Regions from separate parts of the Homo sapiens genome. Here region 1 is linked to region 2. Evidence: chromatin loops called from intact Hi-C (ENCODE). Cell type or tissue: heart left ventricle. All regions are shown on one strand. Each heading gives the region's core, and the rest is flanking DNA. Links, peaks and the distances in the headings are about the cores only. Region 1 has its middle 270 kb from the start of GALNT17. Region 2 overlaps GALNT17 (polypeptide N-acetylgalactosaminyltransferase 17).

Region 1 (12,325 bases), core at 2,082-10,081, 690 kb after region 2:
GGATGGAGGGGAGGGAGCTAGAGAAGGCTGATGAGGCCACTGCACCACTGGGAAGCATCTGGGGAGGAGGAGTGGCCTAGACGGCAGGATGATTTCCCTGTGATCATCTCAACACAAGGAGGTGGAAGCCGTTATCCTCAGCAAACTAATGCAGGAACAGAAAACCAAACACCACATGTTCTCACTTACAAGTGGGAGCTGAATGATGAGAATGCACGGACACAGGGAGGTTACAACACACACTGGGACCTGTCGGAGGGCGCTGGTGGGAGGAGGGAGAGCATCAGGAAGAATAGCTAATGGATGCTGAGCTGAATTCCTAGTTGGTGAGATGATCTGTGCAGCAAACAACCATGGCCCATGTTTACCTATGTAACAAACCTGCACATCCTGCACGTGAACCCCAGAACTTAAAATAAAAGTTGGAGAGAGGGAAAAAAAAAACAATGGTGCAGGCTTCTTTCTCTGACAACAATGCAAGAAAGCTAGAAACGAATAAGGTGTGTTTCGTAAAATCAACCCGAAACAGATGGGAAATTGTAAAGGCTCAATTTTAATTGAAATGGCCATGAGAAGAAATGTAGTACAGGCCAGGTGTGGTGGCTCACACCTGTAATCCCAGCACTTTGGGAGGTTGAGGTGGGTGGATCATTTGGGGCCAGGAGTTCAAGACCAGCCTGGCGAACATGGCGAGAGCCCATCTCTACTAAAAATTAAAAAAAAAAAAATTAGCTGTGTGTGGTGGCATGTGTCTGTGGTCCCAGCTACTCAGGAGGCTGAGGCAGGGGAATCACTTGGAGCCGGGAGGCAGAGGTTGCAGTGAGCCAAGATCACACCACCACACAGCCTGGGCAAGAGTGAAACTTTGTCTCCAAAAAAGAAAAAAAATGAAATGCACCAGGTGAGAGCCTCCAAGGGTCCTGGGAAGGAGCTGGGAGGGGTATTTTGGAGATCTCTTGGACTACTTTAGGTCCAGTCTTGAGACTGGATGAGGAATCTTCATATAAGTTTCTCCTGTCAAAGCCACAGATATGGGACTGCAAGAGCAGACAGCTCACTGAGCCAGGCTAGGACACCTGAGAGTTCAGGTCATTAGATTCCCTGCAGCCACTGTGCAGGGCCTGGTGCCTGCAAAATCCACTGGGCAACTACATTCCCACGCCAAATAGGGCTGAGAACTCCACAGGGGAAGAAATCTGTGGACAAATTTGGAAAACAGCAAACCATCTGCATGTGGAAGATGAGATTGCTTGGTGCTCCCGAGACTAGGCGGGCAGCAAGAGTTTGGAATTTTCCAGCAGGAATGCTGAGCTGGTCATCTTCAAGCCCCTTCATGCCTGGGCTAAGAAGCCTATTATTATGAATTATATCAGTGGCCGGGTGCAGTGGCTCGTGTCTGTAATCCCAGCACTTTGGGAGGCTGAGGCAGGGCGGATCACTTGAGCTCAGGAATTCAAGACCAGCATGGTCAACATGGCAAAACCTGTCGCTAAATTTTATTTTTGTATTGTAAAAACACAAAACAATTAGCCAAGCATGGTGGCGCATGCCTGTGGTCCCAGCTACTCAGAAGGCTGAGGTGGGAGGATCACTTGAGACCTGGGGTCAAGGGGAGCAGAGGTTGCAGTGAGCAGAGATTGTATCACTGCGCTCCAGCCTGGGTGACAGAGTGAGATCCTGTCTCAAAAAAAAAAAAAAAAAATTATATCAGCAATAACAGCTAACACGTATTGCACAGGTGCACCATGTCCAGCACTTTTTCGAGAGCTTTGTGTGTATTACCTAATTTAATCCAAACAACAATACTACATGGTACAATATTTTTATTTTTTACAATTATTTTTCCCATTTTGCAGAAGAAGTAACGAAACAGAGGCACAAAGCGGGGTGCAAAGCTGGTAAAGGGTGGAGCAAGTGTCCAGGGCCAGATATTCTAGGGAAGCCACAGCATTGAACCCTTGCCAGGAGGGGTGAGGCTCCTAGGACCCCTTGCCCTTTCCTTCGTGCACTGGCCTCTGGCTGCCCTGGGGCACCAAACACCAGGGGTCTGCTCACCGGGAAATGGCATTCTGTTAGCCTCCAGCCCACAGCCAGTGACAGCTTGCAGCCCACAGCGCTCTACTCCAGCTGGTTATTGATGACAAAAGATGGGAGGAAAACATCACCCAAGCAGGTGCACATGAAGTGGACCCACATAACCCATCCTTCTCCTGCCCCCTGGAAACAGTTTTGTAACAGCCTAATAAGGACAGCAAAGCCAGGGAGGGTCAAGCCAAGTGCCTCTGCTGGGGCCACTGCCCAGGTCTCCATCTCCTGAACCACAGGGTGTCATGGCCTGGATGTTTGCATCTCCCCAGATTTGTATGTTCAAACCTTATCCCTATCAGAGGTAGAGTCTTGGCCAAGTGCAGTGGCTCACATATGTAATCCCAGCACTTTGGGAGGACGAGGCAGGCAGATCACCTGAGGTCAGGTGTTCAAGACCAGCCTGGCCAACATGGTGACCCCCTGTCTCCACTAAAAATACAAAAATTAGCTGGGTGTGGTGGCACGCACCTGTGATCCCAGCTACTTGGTAGGCTGAGGCAGGAGAATCGTTTGAACTCGGGAGGCAGAGGTTGCAGTGAGCTGAGATTGCACCATCGCACTCCAGCCTGGGTTACAGAGTGAGAATCTGTCTCAAAAAAAAAAAAAAAAATTGAGTCTTTAGGAGATGATTAGTTGATGAAAGTGGAACCCTTGTGCATGGGATTAGTGCCATTCTAAAAGAGACCCAAGCTCCCAAAGGCAGGCAATAATGAATGCTGGCGAGGATGAGGAGAAGAGGGAACCCTGGTACACTGTTGGTGAGAATGTGAATTAGTACAACCACGATGGGGAACAGAATGGAGGTTCCTCAGAAAACTGAAAATAACAGAACCTCCATGTGATCCAGCAATCCCACTCCTGGGTGTATACCTACCAGAGGAAATCACTATATGAAAGAGACATCTGCACTCCCATGTCTGTTGCAGCACTGTTCACAGTAGCCGAGATTTGGAAGCAATCCAAGTGTCCATCAACAGACGAATGGATAAAGAAAACGTGGTGCTTAAACACAATGGAGTATTATTCAGCCCAAAAAATAATGAGATCCTGTCATTTGCAACAACATGGGTGGAACGGGAGGACTTTGTGTTAAGTAAAATGAGCCAGGCACAGAAAGACAAATGTCACATGTTCTCACTTATTTGTGGAAGCTAAAAATTAGAACAATTGAACTCATGGAGATAGAGAGTAGAATGATGGCTACCAGAGGCTGGGAAGGGTAGTCCGGAGGGGAATGGTAAATGGTTATAAAAATATGGTTAGATAGAATAAATAAGATCTTGGCCGGGCACAGTGGCTCATACCTGTAATCCCAGCAGTTTGGGAGGCTGCGGCAGGTGAATCTCCTAAGGTCAGGAGATCAAGACCAGCCTGGCAGCCTGGTCAACATGGCAAAACCCTGTCTCTACTAAAAATACAAAAATTAGCCAGGCCATGGTGGTGGGTCGCTGTAATCCCAGCTACTCTGGAGGCTAAGGAAGGAGAATCACTTGAACCCAGGATGCAGAGGTTGCAGTGAGCTGAAATCGTGCCACTGCACTCCAGTCTGGTCAACAGAGAGAGATACCATCTTAAAAAAGAAAAAAAAATCTAGTATTTGATAGCACAACAGGGTGACTACAGACAACAATAATTTATTTTACATTTTAGAATAACTATGAATATAATTCAAACATCTGTAACAAAAAGAATGCTAAATGCTTGAGGTAAGGGATACACCATTTACTCTGATATGATTAGTTCACATTGTGTGCCTGAATCAAAATATCTCATGTATGCCATAAATATATACACCATCTATGTACCTATAAAAATTAAAATTATTAGGTTGCTGCACATGTAATTGTGGTTTTTGCCATTAAAAGTAATTGCAAACACTGCAATCACATTTGCACCAACCTAAATAAAAATTTTTGAAAAGTAAAAGAGGCCTGAGGGAGCTTGTGTCCCTTCCACCATGTAAGGACACAGCAAGAAAGCATCATCTCAGAACTGCAAAGTGGGCCCTCACCAGACACAGAATCTGCAAGCACCTTGATCTTGGGCATGATCTGGACTTGATCTTGGACTTCCCAGCCTCCAGAACCATGAGCAATAAGTATCTATAGTTTATAAACTACCCAGTCTAAGGGATTCTGCTAGGGCTGACAAACAGATGAAGGCACAGGGTGCATTTATTTTATCTCTTCCTTTGCTCTAAATGACACCACTCCTCATTTGCTCCCCTCACTGTCTGGGCACCTTGTTTCTGGGGAGTGTCTCCTTTCTCCCCATGTTTGGGGATATTCCATGGGGCCCTGGGCCTCCAAAGCAACCCCAGGCCCTAATACAGCCACTTTGTCCCCTCACCCCTCAAGCTGCAGAGCTGCTTGTGAGCAGAAACCAGCCCAATACTTTCATGGTGGACATGCCTCCTACACCAATGGCCTCGGGTGTCAGGCTGTGGCCATTTCTCACACACTGTTGCTGCAGGGAGCCTGGGTGTCCTGGCACTCCAGGTCTCAAAGGATGAAGCTGTAGCCATCACTTCTGCAGTCCTACAGCAATGCAGGATGGCACAAGATCACCTTCTCTACTTTCAACCTCCAGTACCTGTATTCAAAAAGGCATGTTGGGCCAGATGTGGAGGCTCATGCCTGTAATCCCAGCACTTTGGAAGGCCAAGTGGTAAGGCTCACCTGAGGCCAGAATTCAAGATTGAGGCCTGGGCAACATAGCAAGACCCTATCTCTACAAAAAATTAAAAAACTAGCTGGAGGTGGTGGTGCACACCTGTAGCCCTAGCTACTTGGGAGGTTAGGGTAGGAGGATTATTTGAGCCCAGCAGTTTGAGACCATCCCAGGCAACATACCAAGAACTCATTTCTACAAAAAAATATTTTAAATTACCCAGATGTTGTGACACGTGCTTATAGTCCCAACTACTCAGGAGGCTGAGGCTGGAGGATCGCTTGAGCCCAGGGATTTGAGGCACAGTAAGCTATAATTGTGCCACTGCACTCCAGCCTGAGTGAAAGAGCAAGACCCTGTCTCTAAAACTAAAACATAAAAAAAAAAAATTAACAAAAGATAAGGAGGCATGTTGTGAGGCCATATAACACAGGCTCAGATACAAACTGCCTGACTCAAATCCAGTCTCTGCCACTGACCAGCTGGGATGATACTGCAGAAGTTGTTTAACTGCTATGCATCTCTGTTTACCCATCTATATAATGGGATAATAATGCACCTCTACATAAAATGGATATGAAGATGAAAAGCATTAATACAAACAAATGATACTGGGACAATTGGATGTCCACAAACAAAAGAATGAAGTTGGATCCTACCTCACACCATTCACAGAAATTGACTCCAAGTGGATGAAAGAGCTCAATTTAAGAATGGAAGCCATAAAACTTTTAGAAGGATACAGAAGCAAATCTTCATGACCTCGAGTTAAGCAAAACCTCCTTAGATGTGTCTACACAAGTACAAGTGACAAATGAAAAAACAGACAAATTGGACTTTACTGAAATTTTAAAATATTGTGCTTCAAATGATACCATCAAGAAAATGCAAAGATGACCCACAGAATAGAAGAAAATAATTGCAAATCATATGTCTGATAAGAGGTTTGCATCTGGTATATAATGAATTTTTACAACTTGACAATAAAAAGACAATTAACCCAATTTTAAAATAAGCAAAAGATCTGAATAGATATTTTTCCAAAGAATATATACAAATGGCCAATAAGTACATGAAAAGATGCTCAGCATCATTAGTCATTAGGGAAATGCAAATCAAACCACAGTGATACACTTTATATCCACCAGGATGATTCTAATAAAAAAGACAGACAATAAGATGCATTGGCAAGGATGCAGATAAATTCAAACCCTCCTACATGGCTTGAGGGAATGTTAAATGATGCAGCTGCTTTGGAAAAACAGCTTGGCAGTTCTCAAACAGTTAACCATAGAGTTTACCATATGACCCAGCAATCTCACTCCTAGGTACCCAAGAAAATTGAAAGAGATGTTCACACCAAAACTTGTACACAAATGTTCACAGCACCACCACTCACAATAGCCAAAAAGTGGAGACAACCCAAATGCCCATCAACAGTTAAGTGGATAAACAAAATGTATAATAGACTATCCACATAATGGAATATTATTCAGCCATGAAAAGGAATAAAGTACGGACCCATGCAACAACCTGAACGAACCTCAAAAACATCATGCCAAGTGAAAGAAGCCAGTCACAAAAGAGCACATATTGTGGGATTTCATTTATATAAAATGTCCAAAATGGAAAAATCCATGGAGACAGAAAGCGGATTCGTGGTTGCCAAGGGCTGGAGTGGGGAGGGAGGGAAGTGGATGAGAAGATTAAAAGCCTTAATACAAATAAATGAAGCTGGGACAACTGGATGTCCACAAACAAAAGAATGAAGCTAGACCCCTATCTCACATCATTCACAGGAATTAACTCCAAATAGATGAAAGAACTAGATTTATAAGGGGAAACCATAAACCTCTTAGAAGAATACAGAAGTAAATATCTGTAGCAAGAAGAGAGAAATATAAGTAGACGAGAAGAGAGACATAGAAGAGCTTTGGTGCCAACTAGAGCCAGGTTCAAATCCCAGCTCCAGCACTAACTTGGTATGTAACCTTGGGACCTTGGATTCCTCACCAGTCAGAACCCCCAGCCTCACAGGGCTGTTATGAGGATAACATAAAATATGCAAAATATGTTAGAAGAATAAAGAGTATGCAGAATAACACATGTAGCACACTTAGCCCAGTCTCTAGCATACAGCTGGTACTAAACAATGATAATGGCAGAAATCCATTTATTTTATTATTATCTTTTTAGGGACGGGGTCTTGCTAGGTTGCCCAGGCTGGTCTTGAACTCCTGGCATCAAGCCATCCTCTCCCCTAAGCCTCCCAAGTAACTGGGATTACAGGCACATGCCACCATGCCCAGCAAGCAATCAATTTTTATGATTTAAATCTGAGAGGATGTTGAATAACTTGAAGCCAAACTGATGCTCTGTTGTCTACTGCTTCTTCCTACTTTCCCCCACCAGCTCTCTGTGCATCATAGACACTGTGGATGCTCTCTTGGTTTTCCATCGACCTACTCTCATTATTTTACTGGTTCCTCCTTCTCTTCTCCCTGCTCCCTGAACTCTGAACTCTTTCTGAGAGAAGGACATTAGCTCATATACTTCAGGAGGACAACTGACCACTCCAATTCTGGTTTCCCTTTGCTGTCAGAGACTACAGGCTGGAATTCTATTTGGGAATTGTGGCAGATTGTATTTTCCATAAATAGCTGCACCAATGTTTCCCATCCATATGTTCTTCTCACTTTGACATTCCTCCTATCAAGAGTTGGTATCTGTATTCTCTCTCCTTGAATCTAGAGACTCTTATGACTATGGCAGAAGTGATGCTATGTGACTTCCAAGGCTAGGTGATAAAAGGTGATACAGTTCTACCTGGTTCACTTGGAATGCTTGCTCCTGGCACCCAGCTGCCATGATGTGAGGAAGCCCGAGTGAACATGAGGAAAGGCCACATATAGTTTTTCCAACTGATAGCTCAAAAAGATTTCAATCAACAAGTATCATCAACTGCCAGTCATGTGGGTAAACAAGCCCTCAGATGATTCCAGTCCTCTGCCATTAGGTCACCCTTAGTCTTTAGGCTGAAGTCTCAGATACCATGGAGCAGAGACAAGCCAATCTCACTGTGCCCTGCCCAAAGTCCTACCCCACAGAGCCTGGGAGCAAAATAAATTATTATTATTGAAATTTGGAGTTGATTGTTTTGCAGGAATGGATAACCAAAGAAAACCAACTCTAATAGATAGAGTTGTTGGTGTGGTCACTCTCCCCAAAGACCTCTTCTGAATTCTCTTCTCTTTTTCCAAACTTTGATGCTCCTCCTCTGGGTGAGCTAGTCTTTTCCAGGGCTCTAAAGACACTGAGAGGCTGAAGAGCCTCCAAACTCCATCATTTCCCAAACCTCCCTATCTGCCCATAGAAATATCCAGCCAATTTACAATCAACATATTCAAATGCAAAAGGACTCTCTTTTCTGCTCCCCTTTCCAGTTTTTTATTTCAATCAATGGCAGATCACTTGTGCCAGTCATTTGTTCATCTTAGAAACCCCTTCCCCATCTCCAATTAGTCAGATTTACTCCAACAAGGTCTCAGTATCCTGCTTTTCCTCAAGACTATCTGTGCCTTTTTTGTCTACTTTTGTTATTGCAATAGGCTTCTGTTCTAGCTATCTCTTCTTTTAGTTTTTATTTTTATTTATTTATTTATTTATTTTGAGACAGAGTCTCACTCTGTCACACAGCTTGGAGAACATTGACGCAATCTTGGCTCACTGCCACCTCAACCTCCCCAGCTCAAGCAATGCTCCCAGCTCAGCCTCCCAAGTAGCTGGGACTACAGGTGTGCACTACCACACCTGGCTATTTTTTCTGTATTTTTGGATAGAGACAGGGTTTCACCATGTTGCCCAGGCTGGTCTCGAACTCCTGAGCTCAAGGGATCCTCCTGCCTCAGCCTCCCAAAGTGCTGGGATTACAGGTGTGAGCCACCATGCCCAGGCTTCTCGCTATCTATTCCTGCATAACAATCAACTCCAAATTTAGTGGCATTAAACAACAACTATTTTATTCTGCTCCCATACTCTGTGGGGCAGGACTTTGGACAGGGCACAGTGGGACTGTCTTGTCTCTACTCCATGTCGTCTGAGACTTCAGCTTGAAGATTAAGGGTGACCCAGTGGAAGGGGACTGGAATCATATGAGGGCTTGTTCACCCACATTTCTGGCAGCTGATGATGCCTGTTGACTGAGGCCTTGTTGAGATATCAGTTGGAAAAACTATATGTGGCCTCTCCTCGTGTTTGCTTGGGCTTCCTCACATCATGGCAGCTGGGTGTATCTGTATCACCTTTTACCACCTAGCCTTGGAAGTCACATAGCATCAGTTCTGCCATAGTCATAAGAGTGTCCAGATTCAAGGACAGAGAATGGAGACCCCAACTCTTGATAGGAGGAATATCAAAATGAGAAGAACATATGGACAGGAAGCATTGGTGCAGCTATTTATGGAAAATACAATCTGCCACAACTCCCAAATAGAATTCTGGCCTGTAGTCCATGACAACAAAGGGAAGCCAGGATTGGAGTGGTCAGTTGTCCTTCCAAAGCATGTGAGCTAATATCCCTCTCTCAGAAAGAGTTCAGTAGCATGGCTCTCTACTACTAGAAAAAAAGTCCAAAATCCTGTCTAATCTGGCTTCAGCCTATTTGACAAGCTTGTCTCCAACTACCTCCCTGTGCTATATTCACATTAGATGATTTACAGTCCTTGAATTTGTCCTAAACTATAAATTCTTCCTTGCCTTCTCCCAGGCTGATTCTTAAACTGGGATTGTTCTCCTTTTGACATGCTTTGATGTTAAGGCAAACTGTAGCAAGTTGCCTATCTTAGCCTTCCTTGGAAGACAAGAAGTTCCCATTAAGGGACAGTTACCCATCCGGGAAAGGCAGACAGCTGACTGTGAGGCTAGTTGATCGCTGTGCTTGTCACCCTCACCCCAAAATGAGTCCTAATCACTGCCCCAACTACTGCCTTTTCTGTAGGATTGTCTTCTCTGTGCAACCATTAAACATCCTTGCACCTCAGAGGTCTGTCCTTCCAGAGGTCAAAGTACCCTGATTCCAACCATAAAATCCCCACAAATTGAAGACTTGTCTGATTATCCTGACTTGGGGCTGGTTAATGGCTGAGCCAGAAATTGGGCCTTGTACTGAAGCACTTGGAGGCCAAGCTGAATTGTCCTGCGTGCAGACACCATGACTGAGAAGATGACTTCAATTAAAATGGAGTTAATTAAGCTTTGAGTCTTGAAATCTCTACTGAATCACTAAATTGGAAGGATGAAATAAACCCTCTACTCACTCAGCAGCGTTGGGTGAAGGGTCCAATGATGGGATCAGGCCCTACAGATAATATTTCCCCTTAGAGGGTCCGGTTTTTTCCTCCCTTAGGATATTGGGTGCAGAAAGTTAAGCCAATCCTAACACTCAGCTTGCAATCATTCTGACGTAACATAGTAGCTGTCTCACGAGTCCGTGTGAAGAGATCACCAAACAGGCTTTGTGTGAGCAACAAGGCTGTTTATTTCACCTGGGTGCAGGCTGGCTGAGTCCGAAAAGAGAGTCAGCAAAGGGTGGTGGGTTATCATTACTTCTTATAGGTTTTGGGACAGGCAGTGGAGTTAGGAGCAATGTTTTGCGGGCAGGGGATGGATCTCACAAAGTACATTCTCAAGGGTGGGGAGAATTACAAAGAACCTTCTTAAGGGTGGGGGAGATTACAAAGTATATTGATCAGTTAGGGTGGGGAAGAAACAAATCACAATGGTGGAATGTCATCAGTTAAGGCTATTTTCACTTCTTTTGTGGATCTTCAGTTGCTTTAGGAGATCTGGATGTAGACGTGCAGGTCACAGGGGATATGATGGCTTAGCTTGGGCTCAGAGGCCTGACAGTGGCCTCTCTTCACTCCCCTCCCACTCTCCAGACCCCACCACCAGAAGCATCCATCCTGATGGGTTTAATGTATCTTTGGATATATGTTCCTCTGTGTGTGTGTGTGTGTGTGTGTGTGTGTGTGTGTGTGTGTGTGTGTGTGTTGCTGTTTTGTGTATGCATTTATCTTCAGTTTATGTAAGTATCTCCTTCTGTTTGTTGTGCTGTTTCACTCAATGCTGCTTGTCGTTTAGCGTGGTTTATTGTTCTGTGCTATATATTAATCCTGTGTCAGGAGTGTCAGAGCTGTTTGAAACAGAGCTACTCCATCTTGAATAAGAGCTGGGTAAATAAGACTGAAGCTTACTGGGCTGCATTCCAGGGAAATTAAGGCATTCTAAGTCACAGGATGAGATGGGAGGTCAGCACACGATACAGGTCGCAAAGACCTTGTTGATAAAACAGTTGCAGTAAAGAAGCCAGCCAAATCCTGTCAAAACCAACATGGCGACTAAGGTCACCTCTGATTGTCCTCATTGCTCATTATATGCTAATTAAAATGCATGAGCACGCAAAAGACAGTCCCAGCAGTGCCATGACTGTTTGCAAATGCCATGGCAACACCAAGAAGTTACCCTATATGGTCTAAAAAGGGAAGGAACCCTCAGTTACAGGAACTGCCCACCCCTTTCCAGGAAAACTCATGAATAAACCACCCCTTGTTTAGCGTATAATCAAGAAAGAATGATAACATTAAATATAGTTAACCAGCAGCCCTTGGGGCTGCTCTGCCTATGGAGTAGCCATTCTTTATCCCTTTACTTTCTTAATAAACTTGCTTTCATTTTACTGTATGGATTCACCTTGATTTCCTTCTTGTGCAAGATCCAACAACCCTCTCTTGGGGTCTGGATCAGGACCCCTTTCTAATAACAGGGGGATTTGGCTCTCTCTACCTCCCCACTTCAACTACCAATGCCATGATGACATTGTTACATGGATCTCCCTTGTAGAGATACAGTGGGGTTGATGGGCATGCAGTCTACCCATTCTTAATTCCAGTAACTCCTACCAGGGTGCTCCCCTGAACACTGCATCAAGATATCCTCCCATCAACAGTGGATACATATCAATTGCCAGTTCCTCTATCCTCACCAACACTTGGCTTTATCTACCTTTCTAAATCTGCCAAATCTGATTGGTGTGAATAGTATCTCACTCATGTTATAAATTCTGTGATCACTAGGGATGTTGAGCAGTTCTTCATGTTCACATTAGCCATTTGCATTTCTGCCTCAATGAATTCTTATCATTTGCCCACTTCTCAAATGGATTTCTAGGAGGCTTTAGTTGGATTTCTTTCCAACCTTATGTAAAATTCTTTTTTTTCTGACAAAAAAATGCCATTTAGAAAGGAATTTCTTACCTAGAATAACTATTAATCCCTTGTTTGTTTTTAATGTTAAAAATATATTTTTTAATCTGTTAACTCTGCCTGTAAGTTCTTCGTTAAATAGAAATTCTTAATTTTGATTTACAACTTAGAGTTTTGCATTGGTTAGCACAGGCTGAGCTGTGTAACAGATAGACTCAAACATGTATTAAGTGACTTAACACAATAGAAGCTTATTTCTCTCTCACACAGCAGTCCACCATAGTTCCGAGCCATCAACAGGGAAT
Region 2 (12,325 bases), core at 2,530-10,529:
CTAGGACCCCTCCTCTGCATGTGATGACACACCCTCTCCCCTCTCCATCATTCCATAAAACCCTCCTGTCACTTTCCCACGGGAGACACTGCTTTGGAGGATACTCCCATGCTCTCCTTCCTTGTGACAAGTGATCAATTCCCTATTGATCAAAGCCTGTGTTCTCATGGGGAGTTGCTTGTTACTCCCCAAGCAAATGGATCCTGTTTTGCGGGGATAACGGTAAGCCACGGTGGCCAAAAGACCAGGCAGGGAAGGAGGAGGAGAATGAGATAGGAGCACATCACTGAGACCAACAGCACCCTTTACTGGGCATCTCAATGCATCTGCTGCTACCTTAGGACAATTTGTGATTCTTTCTTTTTTTTTTTTTTTTTTTTTTTGAGATGGAGTCTCACTCTGTCCCCTGGGCTGGACCGCAGTGGCATGATCTTGGCTCACTGCAACCTCCGCCTCCCGGATTCAAGCGATTCTCCTGCCTCAGCCTCCCGAGTAGCTGGGATTACAGGCACCTACCACTACACCCAGCTAATTTTTTGTATTTTTGTAGAGATGAGGTTTCACCATCTTGGCTAGGCTGGTCTCGAACTCCTGACCTCGCGATTTGCCCGCTGCAGCCTCTCAAAGTGCTGGGATTTACAGGCGTGAGCTACCGCGCCTGGCTGATTTTTTTTTTTTTGTTTTTAATGTTGAAAATGTGTTTCTTTTTAATACATAAGACAGAAAAAAGAACCTGCACTCCAAGCTGGAGTGCAGTAGTGCAATCTCGGCTCACTGCAGCCTCGATCTCCCGGCTCAAGCAATCCTCCCACTTCAGCTTCTCAAATAGCTGGGACTATAGGCACACACCACCATGCCCTGCGAATTGTTTCCTTTTGGTAGAAACAAGGTCCCACTCTGTTGCCCAGGCTGGTCTCCGACTCCTGGCCTCAAGCGATCCTTACACCATGGCCTCTCAGAATGGTGGGATTAAAGCTGTGAGCCACTGCGCCTGGTTGATTCATAATTATTTTGAATCCTCAAAGCAGCTCCATTTGGTAGATATTATTAGCCCCATTTTCCAACTGAGGCTCAGAGGTTCAGTAACCTGACCAAGGGGAAGCATATGCAAATAAGTGCAGAACTAAGGGCAACCCAGGGGGCCTCTGATCTCTCGCCCCTCCCAGGTACCCAACTGCCTCCCAGACCAGATCATCTCACACTGGCAGCAGCTAAGAGCTCTTGCACTGGGTGAAATAAGTGATCCCACTTTGAAGATTTCTGGGAACTTGCAGCTGCTAAACACTAAAAATATAATTTTGAGGAAGGAGTTGGCTGGCTTGAATAGAATTCTCAACTGGCACATTACGGTAATTTAATGCCCAGAGTTCCAATTGCCTCTGCTATACATATAAATACCAAAAGGACAAGTCGGCTGCCTTTTAAAACAATCAAACACTGCATCCAGCTCACAAATAATCTCACAAGAAAATAGGACCCAAAGGCCAGTGCTTTGCCTTTAAGTGGAAGTAGCACTTTCACCTTTGTTGCTGAAAAGATAATTCATGCTGAAACAACAACTTCCTTCAGATTGGAAAGGGAACTGTCAAGGAATTAAGAGCATTTCCTTTTGTAGGATAAAGGAAGCCTCATCTCTGTGGGGTGTGAATTTTCACAGATGCAGAAAAAAACGCCAGTGGTGACTGAAGTTGCCAGTCTCAAAACTCATTTCCTTGGCTGACTGATTTCTGTCTGGGCTTGTTTTATTAAAACAAAGATCCACATCGAAACTCCCTAGTAAGATATTCCCTATAAGCAATTTTCTCGGGATAATACTTTTACTTTTTGGTAATCATATTTCCTTGAAGCTTTGAGAAACTGATTTGCAAATAAGCCTTGGAAGAGTGTTTTTGTAAATGCACTATGCTTCTTAAGAAGTGGTGACACATTAAGCTGTTGTCAGCCATCGACACTTTATATATACTGTGTATATATATTTTAAAGTGTCTGGTTAGCTATCTTGTGAGATGAGACATGGTTGAGTGAACATTTGGGGAAAAGAAAAAGAGAAAGGTCTAGAACAGGCATCATCAGCAAACTACACTGCCTGTTTTTGTCTGGCCAGAGAATTAAGGATTTTTTTTAACAGATGAACACTTATAACTGATTTGATGATGATGATGGGAACACTAACTTTGAACCTAAACAAAGCAACATGTCACCTGTACACACGAAAATTCAAATGTTCTCATTAGTAGACCCAGATTACCAAAAAAAAAACCTAGACTCATTAATGTTACATTTTGGATTTTGTCAATAAAATATTTGTAGAAATCAGGTTTTGCACTTTGTTTATAAGTACCCACATAATATCCTTGATTTTGCCTGGATTTACTATCCAGCCAATCAGAGAAAAATTTCACCAACCTCTGTGCTAGAAGATGAAGCCGTGGAGGAGAGTACAGTCTCTGGACTGGGAGAGACTGGCAGAAAGGTGATTGTGTTTTTGTTTTGTTTTGTTTTTGAGACAGAGTCTCGCTCTGTGGCCCAGGCTGGAGTGCAGTGGCGTGATCTCAGCTCACTGCAATCTCTGCCTCCTGGGTTCAAACCATTCTCCTGCCTCAGCCTCCTGAGTGGCTGACATTACAGGCACCCACCACGATGCTCGGCTAATTTTTGTTATTTTTAGTAGAGATGGGGTTTCACCATGTTAGCCAGGATGGTCTCGATCTCCTGACCTCAAGTGATCCGCCTGCTTTGGCCTCCCAAAGTGCTGGGATTACAGATGTGAGCCACTGCGCCCGGGTATTTAAGAGTTTCATTCTGTCACCCAGGCTGGAGTGCAGTGGCGCGATCTCGGTTCACTGCAACTTTCATTTCCCGGGTTCAAGCGATTCTCCTGCCTCAGCCTCCCGAGTATCTGGGATTACAGGCACACGCCACCGGGCCTGGCTAATTTTATTTTTTATTAGAGACAGGGTTTCATCATGTTGGCCAGGCTGGTCTCGAACTCCTGACCTCAGGTGATCCACCTACCTCAGCCTCTCAAATTGCTAGATCACAGGCATGAGCCACTGCACCCAGCTAGGAAGGTAACTTTGAAAGAATGAATGGGGACTCATGTGAAGAGAAAGTCTTGAAAGATGGATCAGCCTCCTCTTCATCTGTAAAAGGAGGGCAATAATCCCTCTTCAACTTCCAGGGCTGATGCAAGAACAACTTTGATAAAAGCTTTAGGATGTACATTCGAGAATGGCATCAGGCTAGCAACACTGACAGGGTTCCAAAAAGAAAGAAAGAGTATTGAGATTTTTGCATGGTGGAGAAGTTTTCTGAGAATGTTTTAGGACATCCTATATCAATGCAGGCACTATGGGATAAAACAAAATGAAAAGAAAGTAATTAATACCAGATGTGGTGGTTCACGCCTGTAATCCTAGAGCTTTGGGAGGCTGAGGTAGAAGGACTGCTTCAGGCCAGGAATTTGAGACCAGTGAGGCAACATAGAGAGACCCTATCTCTCCCCAAAAAAAAAAAAAAAAAATTAGCTGGGTTTGGTGGTGTGCACCTGTAATCCCAGCTACTCTGGAGGCTGAGGAGGGAGGATTGCTTGAGCCCAGGAGTCTACAGCCTGGGCCACAGAGAAAGAACCGGTCACTTTAAAAAGGTTAAAAATAAAAATAATTAATTGGGAATTAGAGGACAAAGAGCAAAATAAGATTATGTCAAGGGGGCCAGGCGCAGTGGCTTATGCCTGTAATCCCAGCACTTTGGGAGGCCAAGGTGGGTGGATCACCTGAGATCAGGAGTTCAAGACCAGCCTGGCCAACATGGTGAAACCCTGTCTCTAAACAAAACAAAACAAAACAAAATAGCTGGGTGTGGTGGCTCGAGCTTGTAGTCCCAGATACTCGGGAGGCTGAGGTAGGAGAATCACTTGAGCCCAGGAGGCAGAGGCTGCAGTGAGCCGAGAGCAGAGCGCCACTGCACTCTACCCTGGGTGATGAAGTAAGACTCTGTCTCAAAAAATAAAAAAATAAAAAAGATGATGCCGAGGGTGAGTTTAGCAGACAAAATGCAGGCTCTGACATATTACATATTTAATAACAGTGGGCCACAAACTCAGCTCCAAGCTCTTTCATCCCCACTGTAGACAGAACCGTTGGCTGGATCTGCAGTGTCTAAAAGATTTTTAATAAGAGAAAGATAGTTACTTGATCACTAAGACCCAAGAGAAATTTCTCTACTGAGTGACTTGGTCTCCTTAACCAAGTCTCCTTAACACCACTTCAGCAAATACAATAAGCTCCACAAATCTGATTTTTAAAACACTTCTCAGCATTGGCCTATGATGTTTACCCAAGGACAGTCAGGTGACAGCAATTGTTCTCGGAACCAAATGAGATTCAGGTAAGAAGACAGCTTTCTGATGGCCTTGCGTATTTAAGGGCTACAGTAGCAGCAAAATAGTTGTAAGAAAGTAGTCAAATAAAAGAGTATAATAATTTATTTTGAAACTTATGAATGGGCTTTTTCTATGCTGGACTTGCCATCTCATCCAGAGGCAGTCATTAGCCTTGATCTAGGGGAAGACTGTCAGAGCTGAGATAGAAAGAAAAGCAAAGGAGATGTTAATTTTCTGTTGTGACTATAAAATAGATTCCTGACGTTAACTGCTGAAGCAATAGTCCCTAAGCCCGGATTTCAAGCGCACGAGCCGTGCATCAGAGACAGAAAGCATTTGCTAAATTCCAAAAGCCTCCCTTTAGATATTAAGGACAGCAGACCGGTGAAGCCAGAGGATGGCGGTTGTGACAAAGCCGTGGGGCTCACTGCTGGCTCACCTTAGGATCAACGAGGGAATCTTGAAAACTTGCCTGTGTTGAGGTGCACTCCCAGACACTGGTTTGATGATGGGTCTACATCCATATTTGATTCTAAAGCACAACCAGGGTTGAGAATCACTGACATATGGGATAGTTCCAATGCCAAAAAAGGCTGATATAATTTGGATGTTTCTCCCTTCCAAATCTCATGTTGAAATGTGATCACCAGTGTTATAGGTGGGGCCTGATGGGACCTGTTTGGGTCATGAGGGCAGACCCCTCATGAATGGTTTGGCGTTCTCCCCATGGTAATGAGTTCAGTAAGACAAAGCTGCTGGGCTCACTGCTGGCTCACTTTAGGATCACCTGGGGAATCTTGAAAAATGACCTCTGTTCAGGCACACTCCCAGACACTGGTTTGATTGGTCGACATCCATATTTGATTCTAAAGCACAATCAGGGTTGAGAAGTACTGACATATGGGAAAGTTCCAGTGCCCCAAAAGACTGATATAATTTGGATGTCAGTCCCTTCCAAATCTCATGATGAAATGTGATCACCAGAGTTGTGGGTGGGGCCTGATGGGACCTGTTTGGGTCATGAGGGCAGACCCCTCATGAATGGTTTGGTGCCTTCCCTGTGGTAATGAGTTCAGCAAGATCTGGTTGTTAACGAAGACTCTAGGACCTCCCTTGTCTCTCTTGCTCCCTCTCTCACCACGTAATGCTGGCTCCCCCTTCCCCTTCCACTATGACTGAAGATGTCTGAAGCCTTCACCAGAAGCCAAGCAGATGTTGGCACCATGCTTCTTGTACAACCTGCAGAACCGTAAGCCAAATAACCCTCTTTTCTTTATAAATTATCCAGCCTCAGATATTCTTTTAGAGCAATGCAAAACAGACACACACAGAAGCTAATTCTCCCTGGGCTGGGGAATAAGTCTGGAGACAGAAGAGACAGACATAAGAGAAGGTCTCTCCTGGGGGAGTTTCAGCCTCACCCTACTGCTCACGTTGGAATTCAGGGAGTGGGTACAGAAATCTGCAAATGGGTTTGAGGATGGGAAGGCAAAGAGATGGATGTTTTGCTTCCTGCCTAGCACTCTGGCGGGAGGCAATTGTCTTGCAGCGTGCTATGGGCAGTGGGGCAGGAATGGTGGAGTGATGTTTAGGCAGAGAGAGGACCTAAAATAATGCTCTAAATGCCCACAGCCAGCTCCTGGCCTGTAGGAAATCCTGAAGTTCCTGAGTACCCCAGGCGAAGGGGAGGTGTATTAGTCAGTTCTCACACTGCTAATACAGATATACCCCAAGACTGGGTAAGTTATAAAGGAAAGAGGTTTAATGGACTCACAGTCCACATGGCTTGGGAGGCCTCACCATCATGGCGAAAGGCAAAGGAGGAACAAAGTCACGTCTTACATGGTGGCAGGCAACAGAGAGTGTGCAGGGAAACTGCCCTTCATAAACCCATCAGATCTCACGAGATTTATCCACTATCATGAGAACAGCATGGGAAAAACCCGTCCCCAGGATTCAACTACCTCCCACTGGGTCCCTCCCACGACACACAGGAGGTACAATTCAAGATGAGATTTGGGTGGGGACAGAACCAAACCATATCAGGAAGCAAAGAACTAGACAGGTTGGTTCACAAAGGGAGTCAGGGGACAGGAGGGTACCCACTGGGTGGATATCTTGCCTGAAGTTCAGAAGCAGGGCCAAGGGCATCGGCTATGAATACAGAAGGGACAAAACTCAAGATTGGGAGGTGTCAACAGAAGCCAGAAAGGTCCCAGAAGACAGGCGCAGCCCAGACACCTCTCTCGTTGCCCCAAGGCAGCACCAGCTCCCCTTGCTTCCAGGCACTATTTAAGAGGAAAGCTGGGAGAGGGAGAACTTTCAAGGGGGAAGAGCGACCCTTAACAAATAACAGCCTGTCAAAATCTTGATTTAATGGAGCAATTGTCCTGAAAGAGATGGAGTTTTCAATGGGAAGAAACTGAGTTACCTTGAAACAAAAAGATTAGTTTTCTTTTCCATCATCAGTGAACACGAGGGCTGGAGAGCAAGTTGAATTCTTATTTGGAAAAATAAAGTCACCCTTTCTTACATCTGACTTGCAACTAAAATTTAAATTGTGTTACAGGTTTTAAATTACTGTAGAAGAATGAACAGAACTTTGAGACACCAACAGATACTTAGGAGAAGGGAAGAAAAAGAACAAGGATTCAATATGAAAAACAACTTTTCTGGAAAGTAATTTGGCAGTCTGTCTCGTAAGTCTTAAAAATAAACATGTCTTAGACCTAGAAATTCTACTCTTAGGAATTTATCATAAAGGATAATAATGACTTCTGCCTCTGAGACTGTCAGATGATGTAATTTGGACCAACTCTATAGCCTAAAAAAACTAAAAAAGCTGGAAAATTTTTTTTTTTTTAAAGAGACAAGGTCTTGCTCTGTCCCCCAGGCTGGAGGGAGGTGGTGCGAACATAGCCTACTGTAGTCTCAACCTCCTGGGCTCAAGCAATCCTCCCACCTCAGCCCCCAAAGTAGCCGGGACTACAGGCACATACCACTACACTCAGATAATTTTTGCATTTTTTTTTAAGAGAGAAAGTCTTGCTATGTTGCCCAGGGTGGTCTCAGACTTCTGAGCTCAGGCAATCCGCCCACCTTGGCCTCCCAAAGTGCTAGGATTACAGGCATGAGCCACCACACCAGCCTGGATAAAATTTTTTGATCTTAATAAAACCACTGTAGATGAACAAAATGAAAATTATTAGGTTGAACTCTGGCCGAGACTAGAAAAGGGAGACAGATGCCCAGCAACTGGGTTTCCTTCTACCTTGAGGTGTGTTCCAGTCCATAAAGCGGGACTGAGAGGCTGGGTTGCACTTCTAGCCACCTCAAAAGGCCAGAAAGCCGAGAGTTGGGTTTCAGTGCCCACTAATAATGGGCAACCTGGTAAACCACCCTTCATTTTTGGCTAAAATACAAAAAGTCTGCCCTTAAGAGTAACCTGGTGGGCCGGGCACAGTGGCTCACTCCTGTAATCCCAGCACTTTGGGAGGCCGAGGCGGACGGATCACCTAAGGTCAGGAGTTTGAGACCAGCCTGGACAACATGGTGAAACCCTGTCTCTACTAAACATACAAGAAATTAACCGGGTGTGGTGGCACGGGCCTGTAGTCCTAGCTACGAGGGGGGCTGAGACAGGAGAATTACTTGACCCTGGGAGGCAGAGACTGTAATGAGCCGAGATTACACCACTGCACTCCAGCCTGGGCAACAGAGTGAGACTCCATCTCAAAAAAAAAAAAAAGAGTCACAGCCAGGCACGGTACCTACTGTATAAGGTTCTTAGGAGAACTAAAAGTATCAGAATTTGTAAAGTGCCTTCCTAGCATATAACAAGTGCTATATGCCAGGCACAGCAGCTCACGCCTGTAATCCTAGCACTGTGGGAGGCCAAGGTGGGTGGATTGTTTGAGGCCAGGAGTTCAAGACCAGCCTGGCCAACATGGCCAAACCCCGTCTCTACTAAAAATACAAAAATTAGACAAGTGTGGTGGCATGCTCCTGTAGTCCCAGCTATGCAAGAGGCTGAGGCATGAGAATTGCTTGAACCCAGGAGGTGGAGGTTGCAGTGGCCCAAGATCACACCACTGTACTCCAGCCTGGGTGACAAACCAACACCCTGACTCAAAATAAATAAATAAATAAATAAATAAATAAATAAATAAATAAATAAATAAAAAGAGCAACCTGAAAGTCAACCTGGCCTCTCTCCCAAACTGCAAGCTCACTTCATTTCCTCTGGGAAGCCCAGAAAATCTCACACCTTGCATTTCCATTAAGGGAATCAGAGGCTGTGAGCACTCCTGTGCTCTTGGCAGAAGTAAACAAAAATTCTCACTAGAGGCAGGTAACACCGTCCTCGGTTACAAATTAACTTGACAAATAACTCTTGCTTTCCCGCTCTCTCTCTCTCTCTTTTTTTTTTTTTTTTGAGACAGGGTCTCACTCTGTCCCCTAGGCTGGAGTGCAGTGGTGTGATCATAGCTCAATGTACCGTCAACCTCCCAGGCTCCAGTGCATTAGCCTTCCAAGTAGCTAGGACTACAGGTCTGTGCCATGCACCTGGCTAATTTCTTTTTGTATTTTTTTTAAGAGACAGTATTTCACTATGTTGCCCAGGCTATACATAACTTTTTCAAACACAGTAGCTAACATCTCTAACACCTAATCAAAGACAATCAAAAGCATTAGGAATCAAGAGGCCAAAAGTTAGACTTGCATGAAAATAACAGACAACAAAAGAGAGGCACAGGACTTCCAGATACTGGAACTATCAGACTTATTGGAAAACATCTATGTTTACTGTGCTTAAGAAAATTAAAAAGCAAGCTTAAAATTTTTGGCAGGAAACTGGAAATCACAAAAAGTAGCACAACATATTTGAAAAAGGAAAAAGAGAAAAATCTAAAATCAAAAAGTTCAAAAATTAAGAACTCAGTGGATCATTTATCAGCAGATTAGACACAGCTGAAGAGAGCATTAATGAACTAGAGGCTAAGACAGAAGAAACTATGAAGAATGAAGCACAGAGGGAGAAAAAGATGAAGAATAAATAAAAGAGGGTAGGCAACATAAATAATACAATGATAAGATCTGACACCAGTTTGTGAAATCCCAGAGGACAGTAAACAGGGCAGAAGAAATATTAGAAGATATAATAGATAAGAATGTCCCATAATTGAGGAAGGAAATGAACACATATATTCAAAGCTCAACAAATCTCAAGCAGAACAAATAAAAAGAAATCTATCCTTAGATACATCATAATGGGAAATTTAAAAACAAAGGCAAAATCTTGTAAAAAGCCAGAAGAGGAAATAAAAAAAATCAGAGATTTAAAAAAAGTTTTTGTACAAAACTTTAAATCAAAATATTATCGATCATAATGAAAAAATTAAAATCTTCTAAATTTATATCAATTGGGATATAATTAAGTATATTTTGGCACAGTCCATGATAAAATGAATGCAGCTATTAAAACATCATATAAAGAATACTGAATGAAGGCTGGGCATGGTGGCTCACGTCTGTAATCCCACCAGCACTTTGGGAGGCCGAGGTGGGTGGATCACTTAAGTTCAGGTGTTCAAGACTAGCCTGGCCAATATGGCAAAATCCTGTCTCTATTAAATACAAAAAAATTAGCTGGGCATAGTGGCACAGGCCTGTAGTCCCAGCTACTCAAGAGGCTGAGGCAGGAGAATTGCTTGAACCCGGGAGGCAGAGGTTGCAGTGATCCAAAATCACGCCACTGCACTCCAGCCTGGGGGACAGAGCGAGACTCCATCTCAAAAGAACAAAAAAAACACACACAAAAAAACAAAAAACAACTGAATGATATAATAAAAAGCTCATGTAATAATGCTAGTTATAAAGTCAAAACACAATCATAGCTATGTATGACCCAATATTTATTTATATACAGGTCAATAAAAGGTAATATGCTAAACCAGTTACCTATCATTATTTCTAGGTTGTAAGGTTGTGGGATACTTTTATTTTCTTCTTTAAATTTTTTCCCATGCCTTTACAATGAACCTGTTGACTTTTATAATCAGAAAAGAAGTGGTTTTGCTTAGTTTCATTTAAAAACATAACACTAGCACTCACTGTTCTCAATTTTAAATTGGGGCAGGACTCATCTGAGCTAGTAGTTATTTTGTACATAGTACATTCTAATTATTCTGTCTTTAAAGTATGTTGAGCTCTGTGCATTGAAAGACAAGCAGGAGACGGTTTTAGGTTGAAACATGGTTATTACTTGAGCAGGGTCAGAATATAGCTGAGAAAGCCACACGCTTTCTCTGGATGCTTTTACGGAGAGAATCTACTTTCTCTCAGAACCTCCTTTCCCTCGGATCCTCCTCTTCTGCATTCCCAGAAGACCCATGAAACAGAACAAGATTCTTTTTCCTCCAAAATTCTTCCAGGGGCTTGGTATGACCCCATTCCCTCCTGGGCCTGGCATATACTAAGCTGTGATAACAGAAAAGAACTTTTTCTAACACAACTCAAGGAGAAAAAAACAATTACTCTTTCGGTATAATGAAACTTACATGAAGTCTTAATGTATATTGTAATATATTTATTCATCTACCTATTTATCTATTTATGAGAAAGAGTCTCGCTCTGTTGCCCAGGCTGGAATGCAATGGCATGATCGTAGCTCACTGCAGCATCAAACTCCTTAGGCTCAAGCAATCCTCAATCCTCCGGCCTCAGCCTCCTAAGTAGCTGGGACTACAGGCATGCACCACCATGCCAGGCTAACTCATGTACTTTTTGTAGAGACAGAGTCTTACTATGTAGCCTAAGCTGGTCTCAAACTCCTAGGCTCAAGCAAGCTTCCCACCTTAGGCCTCCCAAAGTGCTAGGAATACAGGAATGAGCCACCGTGCCCAGCCAAGATCTTTTCTAATGGTCTTGTAGATGCCTTCTTTTATCACCTCTTCAAGCCATATAGGTCTAAAAGCCTATGGAATTCCATTCCAGAAACAAGTCAACAAAGGAACATATATCCAGAAAGACTGGCGACTCTGCTCGAGTAATAGAAAGGCCAGCTGAAACGTGGACTCTATCATCCCTTCCCTCCTGAAGATCACAGCACACTGAGGGATATACACAGAGGCCACCACAGTACCAGGTCCAGTAGCTGGCAAGGGGCATTCCTATCCATAACCCCCAGAGGCTCAGAAGCAAAGCTGTTTCTCCCACACACCCCACTCCCTGGCTTCCTGGCTCAGTGACGTAAACCACAAGTGCAGTCAGTTATTTCACTGGAGGCTGATTCATTGATAATGACATGGAGATGTAACACAAAGAATTAAACAAGACTCTATGGAAACAGGATTTTGGCTGCCTTTTTCCTTAATGAAAGCATTCCTTTCTGGAGGTGTCCGCTCTGAGGAAGAAGAGACAGGACACTGTATTAGTCCATTTTCACACTCCTATGAAGAAATACCTGAGACTGAATAATTTATAAAGACAAAGAGGTTTAATGGACTCACAGTTCCACATGGCTGGGGAGGCCTCACGATCGTGGCAGAAGGTGAAGGAGGAGCAAAGACATGTCTTACATGGTGGCAGGCAAGAGAGTGTATGCAGGGGAACTGCCCTTTATAAGACCATCAGATCTCATGAGACTTATTCACTATCAAGAGAACAGCATGGGAGAAACCTACCACCATGATTCAATTACCTTCTACCAGATTGTCAATGTTGAACTCTAAGGCCAGCCAGTTTCCTCCCTCCTCCCAACAAAAGAAAAGATGGTGTGGCCCATGGCCACAAGGCCAAACCCCTGTAACCCATGGGCAAGAAAGCATAAAAAAAGATTGCTGTCCTTGTCATTTGGGGGCACAGTGTGACAGGAATGCATCTCAACCACTCAAGAAAACAAAGAGATGAACAAAGCACCCAGTTTCTATTAACTTTTTT

Evidence for each region. Peaks named below come from ENCODE experiments on the same cell type or tissue, not always from the same donor. Only the 100,000 strongest peaks of a DNase experiment are listed, where the experiment ranks them.
Region 1: a loop joins it to region 2, with 3 times the contacts of the local background. A loop is called at or near these places in 2 of 110 quality-filtered maps.

The regions. Positions count from the first base shown.
Region 1 is chr7:70,858,420-70,870,744 of GRCh38, reverse strand. No RefSeq gene overlaps it. Among named protein-coding and RNA genes, the nearest start is that of GALNT17, 270 kb to the left of the region's middle. RefSeq lists enhancers at 925-1,426, 11,642-12,325. In heart left ventricle, for the core only: no CTCF peak of the experiment used is centred there; no DNase peak of the experiment used is centred there.
Region 2 is chr7:71,548,252-71,560,576 of GRCh38, reverse strand. All of the region lies in intron 5 of GALNT17 (polypeptide N-acetylgalactosaminyltransferase 17), which reads right to left. Among named protein-coding and RNA genes, the nearest start is that of MIR3914-1, 250 kb to the right of the region's middle. In heart left ventricle, for the core only: no CTCF peak of the experiment used is centred there; no DNase peak of the experiment used is centred there.